Linked DNA regions of Mus musculus: region 2 is linked to region 1. A link is a loop called in an ENCODE intact Hi-C map of the cell type or tissue named here. Cell type or tissue: heart. All regions are shown on one strand.

Evidence for each region. Peaks named below come from ENCODE experiments on the same cell type or tissue, not always from the same donor. Only the 100,000 strongest peaks of a DNase experiment are listed, where the experiment ranks them.
Region 2: a loop joins it to region 1, with 1.8 times the contacts of the local background. A loop is called at or near these places in 9 of 42 quality-filtered maps.

Annotation. Positions count from the first base shown.
Region 1 is chr8:94,676,363-94,684,362 of GRCm38, forward strand. It overlaps Pllp (plasma membrane proteolipid), which reads right to left. Exons shown (of 4, transcript NM_026385.4): 2 at 2,983-3,156; 3 at 864-986. Among named protein-coding and RNA genes, the nearest start is that of Arl2bp, 14 kb to the left of the region's middle. In heart, a CTCF peak has its summit at 4,260 (motif pointing left); DNase peaks (open chromatin) are centred at 2,461 and 6,507; H3K27ac peaks cover 378 bases; H3K27me3 peaks cover 331 bases.
Region 2 is chr8:94,326,009-94,334,008 of GRCm38, forward strand. Slc12a3 (solute carrier family 12, member 3) reads left to right here and starts at 3,200. Exons shown (of 25, transcript NM_001205311.1): 1 at 3,200-3,505; 2 at 4,369-4,515; 3 at 5,643-5,718; 4 at 7,219-7,314; 5 at 7,525-7,664. The coding sequence starts at 3,230. It also overlaps a transcript of Nup93 not described here. In heart, CTCF peaks have their summits at 4,868 (motif pointing right) and 7,517 (motif pointing right); DNase peaks (open chromatin) are centred at 4,431 and 4,925; H3K27ac peaks cover 267 bases; H3K27me3 peaks cover 2,044 bases.

The sequences.
Region 1 (8,000 bases):
GGTCTCCTCAGAGGGACTTGGGGATGGAAGCTTGAGCAGCAGCCCCTTGGGTTAATCAGAGCCACTTGTTCTGGCAGCCACACCCCTTATGCCCACCCACCCATACCACACATCTGGCATTATGTTCTAAGGGTCAGGGGCAAGAACTACACAGGCCAGACATGTCAGATGGTGCCAGGCACAGCACTCTGGAGTGACAGTGGGGTAACTTTATATACATAAGGGACCTAGTGTCCACAAGTAACATTCAGGGCTAGGGATGTGGCTCAGGTAAAGCTGTTGCCCAGCCTCCCAAGGACCTGTGGTTCCAGGCCCAGAACTGAAAACAAAAACAACCAGTAATAATACTCCAGGCTCCCAGGAGTTTTCTGAATCAGTTTTGTACCCTGTATGTGGCGTGTGCTTTCAGAGGCTTGAGTCTCCGTTCCCAAGATGGAGTTCACTAATTTTAAACCACTCTCACCAGGAAGATGGAAGACACCACGCATTGGCTGTCCTGTCCTGGACATGACCACAACTCCAGTTTCCTTCTCTAAAAAAGAACCCATAGTCTCTGCCTTTAGACGTGAACTGGGTAGTGTGAATGGCCGTCTGACACAGTCCAAGTTTGGAATTTTTATAAGAGAATACTAGTAAAAAAAGAAATGTAGACGGAATGTCTAGTGATGACAGCCAGCCTGAGGTGACAATGTGACAGTGTCCACAGTGGATCCCATGCATTCAGGTCCCCTTGAGTTCTGCTGTTCACTAAGGAAGGAGGCCCACTGAGCATCCAGCCAGTGACAACTCAGACAGGAGCCTGTGAGTTCACAAAGGCCTGGGCTGGATACCCTGCAGAAGGCTGGAGCCTGGGACATACTTACAGAGGCAGCTGAGCGCTGGTTATATGGCCGGGAGCCCCTCAGGGATGTCAGATCGACCGCCGCTGCACAGGCGATAAAGGCAGTAATGTAGAGAACCGTGGCAGCGACAAAAAAGATCAGTAACTGTAGGGGGAAGGGCGAGAGGCATAAGCATCCACAAAGAACATCACCACCTTGAAGCCCTGACGGGAAGGCCTGAAGTGTTGGGACGGTGCCACCACAACGAGCCACTTGCCTCTAACCAGCTAAAGAAATGCCATCTCTTGTGTGGCACACGCCATGCCCATGTTCTTCCTATGACCACATCAGCACTTGGCCATGTGCCTGGCCCTCACATCCCTCTGCCCACCAGTGGGAGAAATCTATGACTCCCTTATACTATCCTAAACTCAAGGGCAAATAACAGGGCCAGGGTCCTAGGGAATCTCTACAAAGCACCAAGAAGACTGGATGTGAGCCTTCAGCTGGCAGCGGGGCCTGTTCCATACCCCCAGTGGATGCCTCTTGTCCTCAAACCGGTCTCCAGCCATTTATTGTGCTATACATTTTTAATTGCCAACATTTAAAATTAGATTTCATGTGAAAACTTGAAAATTTCATATTAAACATGTTCAAGATTTCTGGACATAGTGGTACACACCTGTAATCCCAGCATCTCAAGAGGCAGAGGCCAACTTGGTGCATATAGTGAGATGCTATATCAAAATATCAATTAAGATAAGTAGTTGTAGCTCACACCTTTGATCGCAGCACACAGGAGGTAGAGGCAGGCCGATCTCTGAGTTTAAGGCCAGCCTAGACTAGTGAGTTCCAGGTCAGCCAGGGCTACTGAGAAAACCTAGCTCAAAATAAAACAAAACAAAACACCCTCAAAGCTGGGCAGAGTAGCTTACAGGAGCCAGCATGTCAGACACAAAGACAGGAAGACCATGGATTCCAGGTCAGTCGGGCCTACACATCAAAACTGTATCAAAAAAACAAAGCAAACAGCTACCTCAGGGCTGGGCATGTATCTCAGTGTAAAGCTCTGCATTCATGAGGTCCTGGATTTGATCCCTAGCGCCATCAGTACAACAAACAAAATACCTCAAGGCTTGGCACCAGTGGGCCACATCCTCTCAAGGTTGAAGCCGGGCAGAGGCAGCTTCTCAGGGCCAGGTACTTGTTAGGTTTCTAGAACCTTCCTGGCCCAGTTCACTAGTCCATCTTACCTGACCCTTTATATTAAACATGTCCCCAGAGTTGAGAAGGGTCATCACCCAGTTCCTCTCCCAGCTCAGCCCAGCAGCACCAGACACAGCCCCCAGCTGACCTCCTTCACTGGCGCTGTGCTGTGCTGCCAGCCTTGCCTCAGAGACAGAGGTCTCCAGCCTTGTGGAATTCTTCTTTAGGGGCTTGGGATATTCAGAAGGGGGCTAGACCTTTAGCCAGGAGTCCAGCCACCGCCACCTCAATCCCAAATCTTGTCCCCAAGTACAGTGACCACTGCACACCCTGCCCGGCTCTGGCTAGCGAGACCAGGATCTAACAAACCCATTCTGTCTCGGCATGACTCACGTTTCCTCTCGCTAAACAAGCATTGAATTGTAAACAATCGCTGCCTAGTTCCAGCCTCGCCTGCCTTACAATCATGCGCCTCTGTGCTCACTAAAAGGCTCAGACCCAGCTGCATGGGTTTTCTGGGTTCCAGAAAAAAAAAAAAAAAAACCCAGCCAGAGGAGCCTGGCCTGAGACAAACCTGGGGCACCCATTCTCTCCAGAGAGCCAGGGCCTGGAGAGAATGGAGGCAGCTGGCACTGACAAACCCAGACCTCCGAGCTCAAAATTCTGATCCCCCTCAAGAAAGAACAATATCCCAAGATTCCCAAGGATATCTGCAGAGTCAGTCAATAGCCTCTCGATGCTGGTCTCTTCCAAGCACCAAGTCAAACACTCCACTTCCGTCATTAACATACCTTCCCACCCCAGCTCCTCATGTAGCTAAGAGGCAGGAGGATGGCATCACACCCACCCACCTGCCCTCCATTTCACATTTATGGAAGGTCAAGAGGTCCCGTCCTAGCCATTCACAGACGAGAGGACTCAGCCTGGAGCCGCACAGTCCCTGCCCCAAACTCACCACCAACGGCCAGGGCACCATGTACAACTTCATGTGCAGTTGAAACAGGTAGATGATGAAGAAGACGATTGTCACCAGCCAGAGGAAGACAGCGACAAACATGACCCAGCCATAGGCAGGATACAGATGGTATGGGGTGTCAGCAATCAGGGCCCACACCAGCAGCCCCAGTGCCTGTGGAAAAATAAGGGGGAGTTTCTCAGAGCTGAACAGCTCCAGCCGGAGGCTCGGGCCTTGGCCCCCTTTCTTGTTAACTCAAAAAGTTTAGGCTGGCAAGATGGCTAAGAGGGTAAAATGTTTGTCACAAGCCTGACAACCGGAATTCAATTCTGGAACTCAGGTGTAAGGAGAAAAGTGACGACCAGCGGTTGTCCTCCAGCCTTTCTGTGTTCACTGTGGCATGGAACATGGTCACACGCACGTACAATTAAAAACAGCTTCTTCAAAGAAATCTTGACTCCTGTTGTTTACATCTGTGCTGGGCATCTTGTCTGGCCACTCTTCCCCCTTTCAATTCCCATCATGCTGTGTGACAAAAGGCTCTTCCCCGGTGTGACGGTTTGTATATGCTGGGCCCAAGGAGTGACAGGATTAGAAGGTATGGCCCTGCTGGGTAGGGTGTCATTGTGGGTGTAGGTTATAAGTCTCACATTCTAGCTGCCTTGAAGTCAGTCATCTGCTAGCAGCCTTCAGATGAAGATGAACTCTCCGCTCCTCCTGCACCATGCCTGACTGGATTCGCCTCCGTTCTTGCCTTGACGATACTGGACTGAACCTTTGAACCTGTATGTCAGCCCCAATTAAATGTTGTCCTTTATAAGACTTGCCTTGGTCATGGTGTCTGTTCACAGCAATAAAACCCTAACTGAGACACCCAGGTCCCCAGATAGTACCACCCAAGGTAGGAACGGTATCTCTCTCATAGAGTATATGCTCCTCATACCAGAACTGCCCACAGCATTCCAGGGGCTTGACTTTGCCACAGGTGCAGAAAAAAAAAAAATGCTAGAAGCCAGTCAGGGAGGCTAATACTTGTAATCCCAACACTGGAGGAAAAAAGAGACTTACGAATGAGTTCAAGGCAAACATGAGTCATAGGCCAGTCTTGCCCACATGAGCCCCTGTTTCAAAACAAAACTCTGTCTCAAAAAAAGGGGTGGGGGGAGTAGTGGAGAGATGGCTCAGTGGTTAAGACTGGCTGCTCTTCCAGAGACCCTGAGTTCAATTCCCAGCAACCACATGGTGGCTCACAACCATCTGTAATGGGGATCTGGTGCCCTCTTCTGGTGCGTCTGAAGATAGCAACAGTGTACTCATATGTAAAATAAGTAAATCCTTAATAGATAAATAAATAGATAGATAGACAGAAAGGGGAGCGTTTCAAGATGGCTCAGCAGGTAACAGGACTTATTGCCTAAGCTGGAAAGCCTGACAACTTGAGGCGGCCCCTCCCTCCAGAACCCAGAGTGGAAGAGAAGAGCCAGTGGGATGGTAAGCCACGCCAGGAAGCTTGGTGGGTAGAGTAGCCAGGTACCCCCACATCCCCGACTGAGTGTGTAGAACCTAAAAGCATGGGCTTTGTTTAAAACCCGTTCCTCTTCCACCTGCACAACTGCGCAGTGCTTCCTTACCTCATTCGTAACAGTGCAGGGACCACACCCACCTGAGACAGCTACTCAAAGCTCAGTTTTATACTTGAGAGTGACGGTCAGCCTTATGTAAATTTCTCCCCCCTCGAGTCCTGCCACAAAGCACCAAACTCAGATGGTTCTACCCATAGACTTCTTGTAGGAGCATAGCCCAAAGACCCTGGGGAAGACCCAGGGATAGTACAACCCCGTGACTGTCCTGGGCCTCCCCAGCCTCTTCTTTGCTGGCCAAGGATCTCTGTCTAGGTTGGGGGATACCCACTCTCCTCTCATCTGGAACTCTACCAGCCACCATGGGTGTAGAAGTCTACTGTGGCTCTGGAGAAAGCCTCCATTGCTAGAACCAGAAGGACTGTTCCACCCTCTGCCTGCATAGCATGGAAGCCGGTAGCCCCAGTCCAAGGGTGAGACCACTTTCAGTCAGATCTTAGGAGCTGAGCTGGCCTCGGGATACTGATCTTTGGAAACAAGTCCCCATCTCCTGGCCTACCCACTCTGCTCACAGGACATTGGCAAGTTCCCTGGGATCTAAAGAGAAATCCTCACCAGAGGGCTCATGACCCAGAGCTGGGGCTCCTCCAGCCCCCTTCTCTCAAACCACCCCACTACAAGGAAGTTTCTTTGTTTTGGAATACACACTTGCAGTGTAAGGACAGGGACCCTGTAGCTGAGCAGGCCTAGGAGCCCAGCAATGCCCTGGCCAAAGCAGGCTCTCTCTGTATCTGCACTCCCCAGCTAAGGTGAGCCCCAGACACCCATGTCACATAGCACCCCTCCATCTGCTCTTGCCTCTGACCCTCACAAGCATGCCCAGGGTTTGTCTCCATGCCCACTTTACAGTGACAAAGATGGGGCTGTGTAGCAGGGCCTTCCTAGACTGTGGTCACATGCCAAACTGGGAGCAAACCCTCATTTCATTACAACTCAGTGGCCAGGGAGAGGTGGCTCAGTAGGTGAAGACCTTGCCACAAAGTCTGATGACCTGAGTTAGATCTCTAGAACCTACGTGGCAGGAGGGGACTCCTGAAAATTGTCCTCCAACCTCCATATGAGCACTCTGGCATGCCCATGCCTATACATGCACAACACACACACACACACTTTCCCCTACCCTCCCTCTCTCCTTCCCTCCTCACTCCTCTCCCTCTTTCTTGGCATGGTCTCATCAGTCCAACCTGACCTTGAACTCACACCCTGCTCCTCAAGTTCTACACCACAGGCATGTGGCACCACACATGGTCCTGACACACCCTTTACTCCCCACCCCAAATCACCGTGCCAAAAGAGACATACTAGAAAGGCCACGAAACCCCAGAGTTCCGTGAGGTCATTTCTGTCAGAGGAATGAAGACGCTCTGGAATAACATCTCCAGCAATTTCTCAGGTGAGACATGGGAAGGGGTGGGGGTGGGGGGTGGGGGACACACCTAGGGACTGTCAGCTCTTATGTGAAGTTCTTTTCAGGTCCCCAACCCCGCCACTGGGTTGGCTGTTTCCTACTAACTGAAAGGAAGTTAGAAAGGGCATCCAAATGACAATCCAGAAAAGGCCGGTGCATGTTCACATCCATGCCCACCTGCAATGCTGTCACTCACAGGCTTCAGCAGAGGGGTCACCCGGTAGGTGCCCAGCAGAGGGTCCCTGGCCTAGATCTCCCATTTACCCTCTCTCCAGGCTGTCTTGCCACGTTTCTACAAACGCTCAGCAGCCATACAGTACACTGGAGATAAAAGGGGGATTAATTAGCCAGCTCTGCCTGAGCTGTAGGAAAGGAGCTACTGAGGGCAGGGCTGTAGGAATACATGTCCCCACCCTGTCCCACTCCACCCCTGATTTCCAGATCAGCAAACACAGAGATAAAGCACGAGATAGGTGGGGGTAGATTTGTGTTCCTTTGGGCTGTGGAGCTTGGCCCCACGCCTAGGAAGCTGACTTGGTTTCTGTCCTAGAACAAGGAAGGTCCGGTCCTTTATTAGAACTCAACAAACAGGTTTCTCCGGGTCCCTAAGCCATCAGCCTGGGTGTTTTGCTGACCCCTTGACTGGCCTGTGTGGTCCTCGGAGGGAGGTTCCAGAAGGTTCAGGGCCTCCTGTGACTCACTGAAATGCACCTGTCACAGATTGCCATCTAGCTGAAGCGCCAGAAGCCTTCACTCAGTCGGGGAGCACCACTCTTCAGGGGTAGCAAAAGGCATCAGGTAGAGGGGAGCAGAGAATGAGGCCAAAGTCCTTAATTCTACTCCCTGATCCCGTGACCAGAACTCCGCGTCCTGAACATGTCTCATGTAGCTCACACATCCCTCCAGCGTGACCTGTCCCTCAGTGCCTCTCTTCACAACCATCTACTGTAGCACTTCTGTGTCAGGGCTCTGCACCTTCAAGGTGCTCCCACATCAGCAAGTTGGGCCAGCTCAGAAGCATAAACTGGCTGAATACGCATGCGCACGGGGGTGGGGTGTGTGCTCTCGGGATAAATTCCGGTGGGGAGAGTGTCCAAGAGGAGGAAAGATTTGGGATATAGAGCAGAGAAAGATCTCACTGGTAAAGTCACATGTTATAAGGATTAGGGAACTGAAGGTGGGGGCAGAGAGAGTCACGAGTCACTTAGAACTCTAGGGACAGATGAAACTCTACCTCTGGCATTCTGGGTAACCTTGACCTCCCGAGTCCACCTACTCCTGCTTTCTAGATATTGTCAGACCAAAGTCGACTCACTGTAAAGTCTTGGGTGTCTTGTAGACTCACCTAACCTTTCCGGTCTATGTCCTCATCTGGGGCACAAGAACGAGTTTTAATGCTTAGCCTAGTTACCCTACAGGTGTGCCCGGGGCCGTAACAAGGAGGGTATGGTTATGTGGTGTAGTTAAACTGCAGGAAAGCAAGGAGGGAGTGAGGGAGCTTCCAGGAAGGGGAAGCAACTCCTCCTAGAAGTTGACACTATGGTTCCTAGACAGGCTTTACAGGTTGTAGAAGGGACTAAGCCAGGCCTCAGGAATAGAAGCGCGTGTTGCTGGTGAAAACCCAGTCCTAGGGCGATAAGGGCTGTGGGTAGAACTGTGTACGTCTGGCAAGGGCTCTGGCCAGAGTCACTCCCATGAGTGCTGTGAAGTCCTGAAGGGATGTCACAAACTGTTTGTTCTTTGTGTGATATCTTCAGTGTTTGAATGTTAGCAATTAAGCTAAATGTTTTAGAAAGAGTGAAGGTGGGCACAGACCATGGAGAGAAAGAACGGGGACGAACCCTCTGACATGGGGCAGTGATGCCAAGTCTTTCACAGCCCTCAGTGACTGCTCCTCCACTACACTATCGGGAAACTGAGGCCCAGGGTGGCCACATGACCCTTCCTGGGGTCTCCCCTCACTCGGGGCA
Region 2 (8,000 bases), 350 kb before region 1:
CTACATCCCTTGCAGCTAACATGAGTGCTTTGCAGAAAGGAAGAACTTATGTGCCAAGGTCATTCAGCAATTTCATAGCCTCTTACTCCTGGCTGAAAACCAGCCCTGGCCTCTTCTATCCCAAGATCTTTATCAGGAATTTTCCGTAGCTGCCAGGGCACAGTGTGTTGGAATGGTGTGGGGATGCTGGGGAGCTGTGATTTTTGCCAGGTAGCTGGCGATTTAAAACTCAGAAGATAAGATCTACCCCAAGGGCCATGGACCTGCTGGGGGGTGGCGTGGGGGAGGCTTTACAAATCTCACCATCCCTGCCAAGGTAGAAAACTGGCCCGGAGGAGTCCTTGGCCCCTGAGTCCTTACTTCAAGCCTTCAGCCCTGCTGGAAGCTGGCAGAGGAAAGAAGTGTTTATGTCTTCCTCTGCCCGCCACTTAATGTCCAATAGAGGCAGGATCTGTGCCATGGGAATCCCCAAAGACCCCTTGTAAGCTCGTCTCCACCTGGCTTAGCTCTCCTTGGTTCTAGTCTCCATTCATTCCCTGTACAACCAACAAGCACTTATTGAGCCCGTGTCTGAAACTCTGGTTGGTTGAGATAGTCGCTGAACAATCTATTGTGCGAGGCCCCTGCCTCTGTGGCTGACTTCCTTTCCAAGAAATTGGAGGGAACACTGCCCCTCCATGAAAGGGAGCACTGAGGTCTGAGAGCATCTCCATGCTAGTAGGGTGACTCTGGGACGGTCTCTAACTGGTCTCAACACCGTCTTCCTAGCTAGACACATTTGCCCTGGTCTCTCTAGCCCAGAGTACCAGGGGCCAGCTGGGTCTCTTGAAAGCACCCACCAGAGTGCAATTTCCTGTTGGAGGTAGCAGGGCCTGGATGCCTTGGGGCAGGTCCTCTAGGGGATATGGGTAGACTCTGAGAAGTAGGGCCTGGAGTGCTTTCCTCTAGTTTCCTCTGGAAGATACTGGAGCCTGAGCCTGAACAGAGTCCCACCATGAGTAGACAGCAGCCCTCTGACCTTCACCCACCCTAGGTCTCCATAGGAACAAAGCAGGTAAAAGGCCTCCTCCAGGAAGCCTTCCCTGGTTGTCCACAACACCTTGACCCTTCTCCAGTGGTCCACTCCTCCAGCTGTCTGCTGACCTCCCAGCTGGTCTGGTCTGTTGTAGCTGTAGCTTCCCATGAGCCCTTGCTCCACCATGGCTTCTCTGAGTCCCTGGGCTCCTGCTGCCACACAGCATGGGGTGCTGGCTGGTCTGTTGGACAGTGACAAGAGTCCTCAGATCTTATTTTAAATTCCATAAACTTATTTTAAATTTCATTAAAAAAAAATCTTGTGCCACATGTGGTGGCACACGCCTTTAATCCCAGTACTTGGGAGACAGAGGCAGAAGGATCTCTGTGAGTTCGAAGCCAGCCTGGTCTACAAAGTGAATTAGAGGCCAGCCAGGACTATTACTGTCTGGAAAAAAAAAATCTTGCAAGTTAATAATAATATTCAAACAAAATTTAACCATACCCAAGGTCAGTACAACTTAGTGAACTTCTATACAGTTAGAATTGGCATAGAAACAGAAGCTATAGAGCTTCATGTTAAATTTTACACCTTTAGTGTCAAATGTATTTTTTGCAATTGTCCACCATCCAAATCAAAAAATAAAAAACTGTGACGGAGTTAGAACTAGGAATACATCAGCTTTTTGTCCCCTTTCTGTGTCCTGCTCTTTGTGCCATCCTTCCTCATTCCTTTATATTCAGCCTTTCTTATGCTCTTTCTTCATGTTATACTGTACCCACGGGTACTTTTGTTTTTATGCATACATATATTTTTGGCTAGATTCCACAGGAGGGAGAGTGTGTGGTTTATTTCTGAAGTTGTATGATCTCACCTAATATTCATACTGAGACTGTCCATTTTCCCGAAAACATTTTAACTTGATAGCCAAGTAGCATGCATATATATAATTTATACTTATATAACTTATGTATACATGGTTTATACATATACATAGTTTTTTTTACCCATTCATTTGTTGATTGTCAAGGTCGATTCCAAATCTTTGTTATAGTCAATAAAGCAGCAAGAAGCATGTACCGTCGTCTCCTATTCTTGTAAGGGGCTGGGTCACCTCACTGGGAAGTAACTGAGAGCAAATTCAGGACATGTGTCTGGGAGGGCAGAGGGAGCGGGCTTTAGGGTAGCCCTAAGCCTCAGATGATTCAGGGAAACACTGGGTGGTTCCAGAGACAGGGCAGGATGCCAGGCTTTTGTGCCCCACAGCCATGGATTACTGAACGCCCAGCCTCTTAGGGAAAGATAGTTATGGGTGGGGCCATTAATGTAAGGGCTGACTCTGGGACCCCTCACAGCTACAAGTCCATTGCTTTCTTAGGACACATCCAACATCCACTAGTTCATCATCAAGACCCAGAGTGTCTTTCATACCCCAGGGCAATGCCCCTGCAATGGCTTAGGAGCCTTTGCTGACCAGATCTCCTACTTCATGGGAACAATGCATGGCTCCAGGGAGGGAAAGACCAGTTGCTCTGGGCTCCAAACTACAGCCCCGTAGGCCAGCCTGTGAATGTGTAGGTCAGGCTGCACTGTGCCTGTTTACCCTAGAGGCCAGTGGCCAGCACCAAGCTCTCAAGGTTTGTCAGTCAAGAGGTGGCTGCAGGTCTGGCTTGAGGCCACTAATCACAATGGCTTATGTATATTGAAATGTATCAGGAAAGACGCTGAGACTGTGAGGGATGGAGATCGGAAGGCAGACTTCCTTTTTTTTTATATGCATGTCCTAAGATGACATCCATTCAAACTAGTAAATAAAATGAAAGAAATACATTGTGCCCAACACGAGGACTGTTAACCTGCAGTGTAGGTAGGCACCTTGCAGCAGGCCTTCTCTGGGTCCTCTCTCATGTCTGCTGCTTCCTGGGTCCTAGCTGCAGAACCTCTGCTACCCTAGGCTTAGAAGGGCTACTGCAGGACTCAGGGATGTGGCCCTGGCTCTAGCCCAGCCCTCCTGCTCCAAATTGGCCCCTGTGTCAATGATCAGATAAATGGGGGCAGGACAGCAGTTGCTATGGCTCCGCCCCCCACCCTGGCAGAGACCCTGCTCACTTGCCATGGGCGGTCTGGACCAAGCTCCCGCCTCCTCCCAGCCTATAAAGCCACCCTCAGTGCCCTTGCCCACTCTTGTCCCCTCCTTTGATACCCAGAGCCATAATGGCAGAGCTCCCCGTGACAGAGCTGCCTGGCGATGCTCTGTGCAGTGGGCGCTTCACCATCAGCACACTGATGGGAGGCGATGAGCCCCCACCAGCTGCCTGTGACAGCAGCCAGCCCAGCCACTTAACACACGGCAGCACCTTATACATGCGCACCTTCGGTTACAACACCATAGACGTGGTGCCGGCCTACGAACACTATGCTAACAGCGCTCTGCCCGGTGAGCCCCGGAAGGTGCGGCCCACCCTGGCTGACCTGCATTCATTCCTCAAGGTAAGCAGAAGTTCAAAGACTGGCCGCTTCCTGGCTGGGTAACGTTGGCATGATTGCCCAACATGTTCTGTCATTCGTGTTGTGAAAATGACTGGGCATCTTCCTCTAGGGTCAAGACACCCAAATGAATAGTGGACAGAGGTGCCATGAAGCTTGGGGGCACAAGTAATACATATTGTCCAGGCACCGGCAGCACAATGATAGCATAGCCTGCTGCTTATACAAATGCAGGTTGCACACCGCTGGGAGAGACTGTGAGAGGGAGGGAGGGAGCATGGTGAGCCCTCTCAAATATTAGCTCATCGGCTTCGCTGTCTGGGAGGCTGGAGGGTCCAATCCCTGTCACCTCACGGTTTCACCAACAGTTGGATGTTCTAACCTCTAACACTCTTCCGTGTTTCAAAGCTTCCCTCTGAAGGGACCAAACAAGACCCCTTGTTTGAATAGGGATGCTGAGATAGGTACTGGGATGAAGGTCCCAGAGTAGGCTGCGGTTGGTAGGAATACGAAATAGAAGATGACCATGCTGGAGTCCAGGCCTGGGTTCAAGACTCTCTGTGTCAGAGACCTGGTGTGTGGCGTGTGACATACTGCTTCACCTCCCATCCCGTGTCACTTCTCAGACTGCAGGCTTGTCAGACTCCAGCCCTCTGCCCTAGAGGGGAGGAGCCTCCCGGAGCAGAAGCATTCTGAATGCTCAGCTTGCTTGCTCTCTCTGGTGTTTCTCCAAGCTTCGAGTAGCATTGTACCCAGGAAGCTGTCCAAGGGCTGCCTGTGTGGCAAAGTGGGGCAGGCAAGACTGAATACAGACACCCAGCCCCTAACCCCCATTGCCTGACTCCTATTGGTCTCTGGGCCCCCAGCAGGAAGGTAGCCACCTGCATGCCCTGGCCTTTGATGGACGGCAAGGTCGTGAGCTGACTGATGGACTTGTGGAAGATGAGACAGGCACCAACAGTGAGAAGAGCCCTGGAGAACCTGTTCGCTTCGGCTGGGTCAAGGGGGTGATGGTGAGTGGCTGTGGCCCGGAGCTTGATGTCTAGACAGGGTGGGGGTAGAGCCCCATTCAGCCTCAGCTTTGACTCTCAGGCCCTAGTGAGCAGTTTAGACCTGGAGCTCAGTTTGGGCCTCAGTTTCCCCATCAGCAGTGGCCTCCAATTAATTGTATTTGGCTTCCCACAGTTCTTGGGCGCTCTTGGCCAAGACCCAATCCTAAGAAGATCTCTGCTTAGCTACTCACTAGTGTTGTAGCCTTAGGAAAGTTACTTAGCTACTCCTGCCTCAGTTTCCTCACCCGTAAAACTGAGCATTAAAATAGTTGTTAGGTGTGAGAGTTCTTGGATCAATGCCTGCTAGGGGGTTATTAGAAGAAATTCCCCACATGGCCACTAGAGGGCAGCACTAACATACACATCGACAATCCCTCCTCTCCCATCGCATACCATGGTACAGCCTAGTGTTAGCTGTAGTATGAAGCATAAGTAACCCTTCAGGAAGTAAAGACTCAATGCCCTTGACTTTGAAAGACAATATAGGGTTCTACAAAGATGTGGGGATGGGGTACAGGAGAAAGCAGAACCAGAGCCTTCACCCCCTCCCCGGGGGCTCCACATTCAGAGTTGGGACACCCCCCTGATCTGTGTTAGCCAGAACCAGGCACACCCTGATTTTCATCTCAGCAGATGTGAGCCCCAGAAATCTCATGAGTGTGAAGGTCACACGTCCCTACCTGGCCCTAGTAGTTGGCAGGGCCAAAGGCCTTGTCGGACCCTCCCATTTGGAATTTCAGCCCCAGTGATGACCTCTGGCTTTGCCTTTAATATGGAAGCAACCTGAGCTTTGATTTCTGCTCTACGTGGGGTGCTGGCTTCCCCTGGCTTTTGCTGATGCCTTCAGAATACTATGCCCGGGGTCAATAAGCTGCCCAAGGCAGTGGCTGGCCAGGCCTCCACGGCAGAGTGGGAGGAGGTGGGATAAAAATTGTCCTCCCCTTTCACCCCCAAGCCAGGCAGTCTGATCCCATGGGAGGGAGAGCACAAGAAACATCAGGTGTCCCCTAGACCTGGGAACAAGCACACGAGGCTTTGGCTTTGGGCACCTGGCCCTCAGGAAGCCTCTAACCCCACTCTCCTGCCAGATCCGTTGCATGCTCAACATCTGGGGAGTGATCCTCTACCTGCGACTCCCCTGGATTACGGCGCAGGCGGGCATCGGTGAGTGCCACCTCAAGGAGAAGGGAATGCACGAGTGCTTGCATTCTGGTCCCAACCCCTTGGGCTGTAGAGACTCCAGGCTAGGTCCGCTCCTTCCCAGCACACCCTCAGATGGCAGCAGCCACGGGTGGGGTGGAGTGGAAGAGACCATTGGATGCAGAGTCAGCAGTGTCAGGGTACCTCGGCAAGCCGACTTCTAGCGCAGAGTATTTGTGCTCAGAACTGGGACTCTAGAAGACCAGAGTTCAGATGCTGGGTAGCCTTGAGTGCCAACCATCTCTGAGCCTTGGTTTCCTCGTGGGTAAAACGAGTCTGATGACAGTTCCTGCCTCCAGAGCTGCTGTGCAGCTTCCAAGGTGCTGGAAGGCAGCCTAGGCTTTAGTACCTGAAGGCTCTCAGTACATGGTAACTACTGCTTTCTTTATATTGCCAAAGGGGGCGACTTTCTTTCTGTGCCTGCAAACTATTCACACATTGGCACATGAACTTGCTATTAATCAACTCACCAAGGAAAGTAGACAAACCAACCTTATCTTAGTCTGGGGAGGTAGATGTGTGTGTGTGTGTGTGTGTGTGTGTCACATGCTGTCTTGTGCATCTTTATATTTGATTGTGCAGAGTCCAGAGAAAACCTCAGACATCTACCTCAGGAGCCATCCTCCTCCTCTGAGATGGATCTTTCATTGGCCCAGATCTCACTAACTAGACTAGACTGGCTGGCCAGCAAGCCCCAGGGATCTTCCAATCTCTGCCTCCTCAGTACTGGGCTTGCAGGTGCATGCCACCCTGCCTAGACTTTGGTGTGGGCTGTAGAGACCAAACTCAGATCATCCTGCTTGTGAGCCAAGCACCTTGCTAACTCCCAGGTGCTCTGGCTTTTTTGTGACAGACTCCTGTATATCCCAGGTCTCAAACTCACTATGTAACAACCAAGGATGACCTTAGAGTTCTAGCTACCAGGATTTCTAGCTCCTAGAATTAAATGTGTGTGCCACCATGCCTGGGTTATGTGGTACTAGGGCTCAAACCCAGGCCTTGTGCTATTTAATAGACTTTTATTGTCCTAACTGAGCTATATCTCTAGTCTTTATTTTTAGTGAGTTTTATATTTGGGGGCTTTTTGTGGGGGTTGCTGTTATTTGAAGTGAGTTCTGTCTCTCTATGTAAACTTGATTGTTTTAGAACTTGCTATGTAGATCAGGCTGGTCTTGAACTCACAGAGATCCACCCGCCTCTGCCTTGTGAATGCTGGGATTAAATACATGTGACATCACGCCCAGGGCTTCTCTCTCTATTGCCCAGGCTGGCCTTGAACTCTCTACCTCCAAAATTCTGGGGTGGCAGGTCTGCACCTCGGCCTCTGACTGAGACCCACAGTTCTTCAGGTGGCAAACTAAGGCTCAGAGAAAGGGACTCGGGTCACATGGGGATTGAGGGGGCTGACCTGAGAAGTGTGTTGATTGAGTTTTGGGGTGCTCCCATTCATTCACCCCCACACAGTGCTGACTTGGCTCATCATCCTGCTGTCGGTCATGGTGACATCCATCACCGGCCTCTCCATCTCCGCCATCTCTACCAATGGCAAGGTCAAGTCGGGTGAGTTCTGGGACCATCTTTATCTGGACACCATGCATTCTGAGCTACTGCCCCACCCCTGGCGTACCCTGTCATGCCCACCTTGCTTCTGATGGGGACTTGTAGGGGCTCTTTACCTCTCAAGCTGGTCTCCATTGTCCACCTTGTGGCCCTTGGTCCTGCCCCTCTTGCACTACAGTTTCTTCTCTGGCCCTCTGCTCTGCCCGCTAGGTGGCACCTATTTCCTTATTTCCCGGAGTCTGGGACCAGAGCTGGGAGGCTCCATTGGCCTCATCTTCGCCTTTGCCAATGCTGTGGGTGTGGCCATGCACACTGTGGGCTTTGCAGAAACCGTAAGGGACCTACTGCAGGTGAGGGACCTGGCATGGGGCAGAGGGAGTGGGACAACCCCCCTCCACCCCCCAGCACCTCCCCCACACACACTGCTCCTCACTGAACCGGGCCTTCCTTCTCCTGCCTAACCTTCCCTACCAGTGACCAACGCTACATCTTGTCACTTTGAGTGACAATAAAAGTCTTTACTAAGTATAGACCATCCTCACAAGCCCCCTTTGGGGTGCATGCTGCCTTTGGGCCATGTTGTCCATGACCACACAGTAGCCCTTTGGGGGAGGGTATGCCCTAAGTGGAGTGGGGTTGGGGTTCTGGAGGAACAGATGTGAAGACTGAACACACAGCTGGCCTGC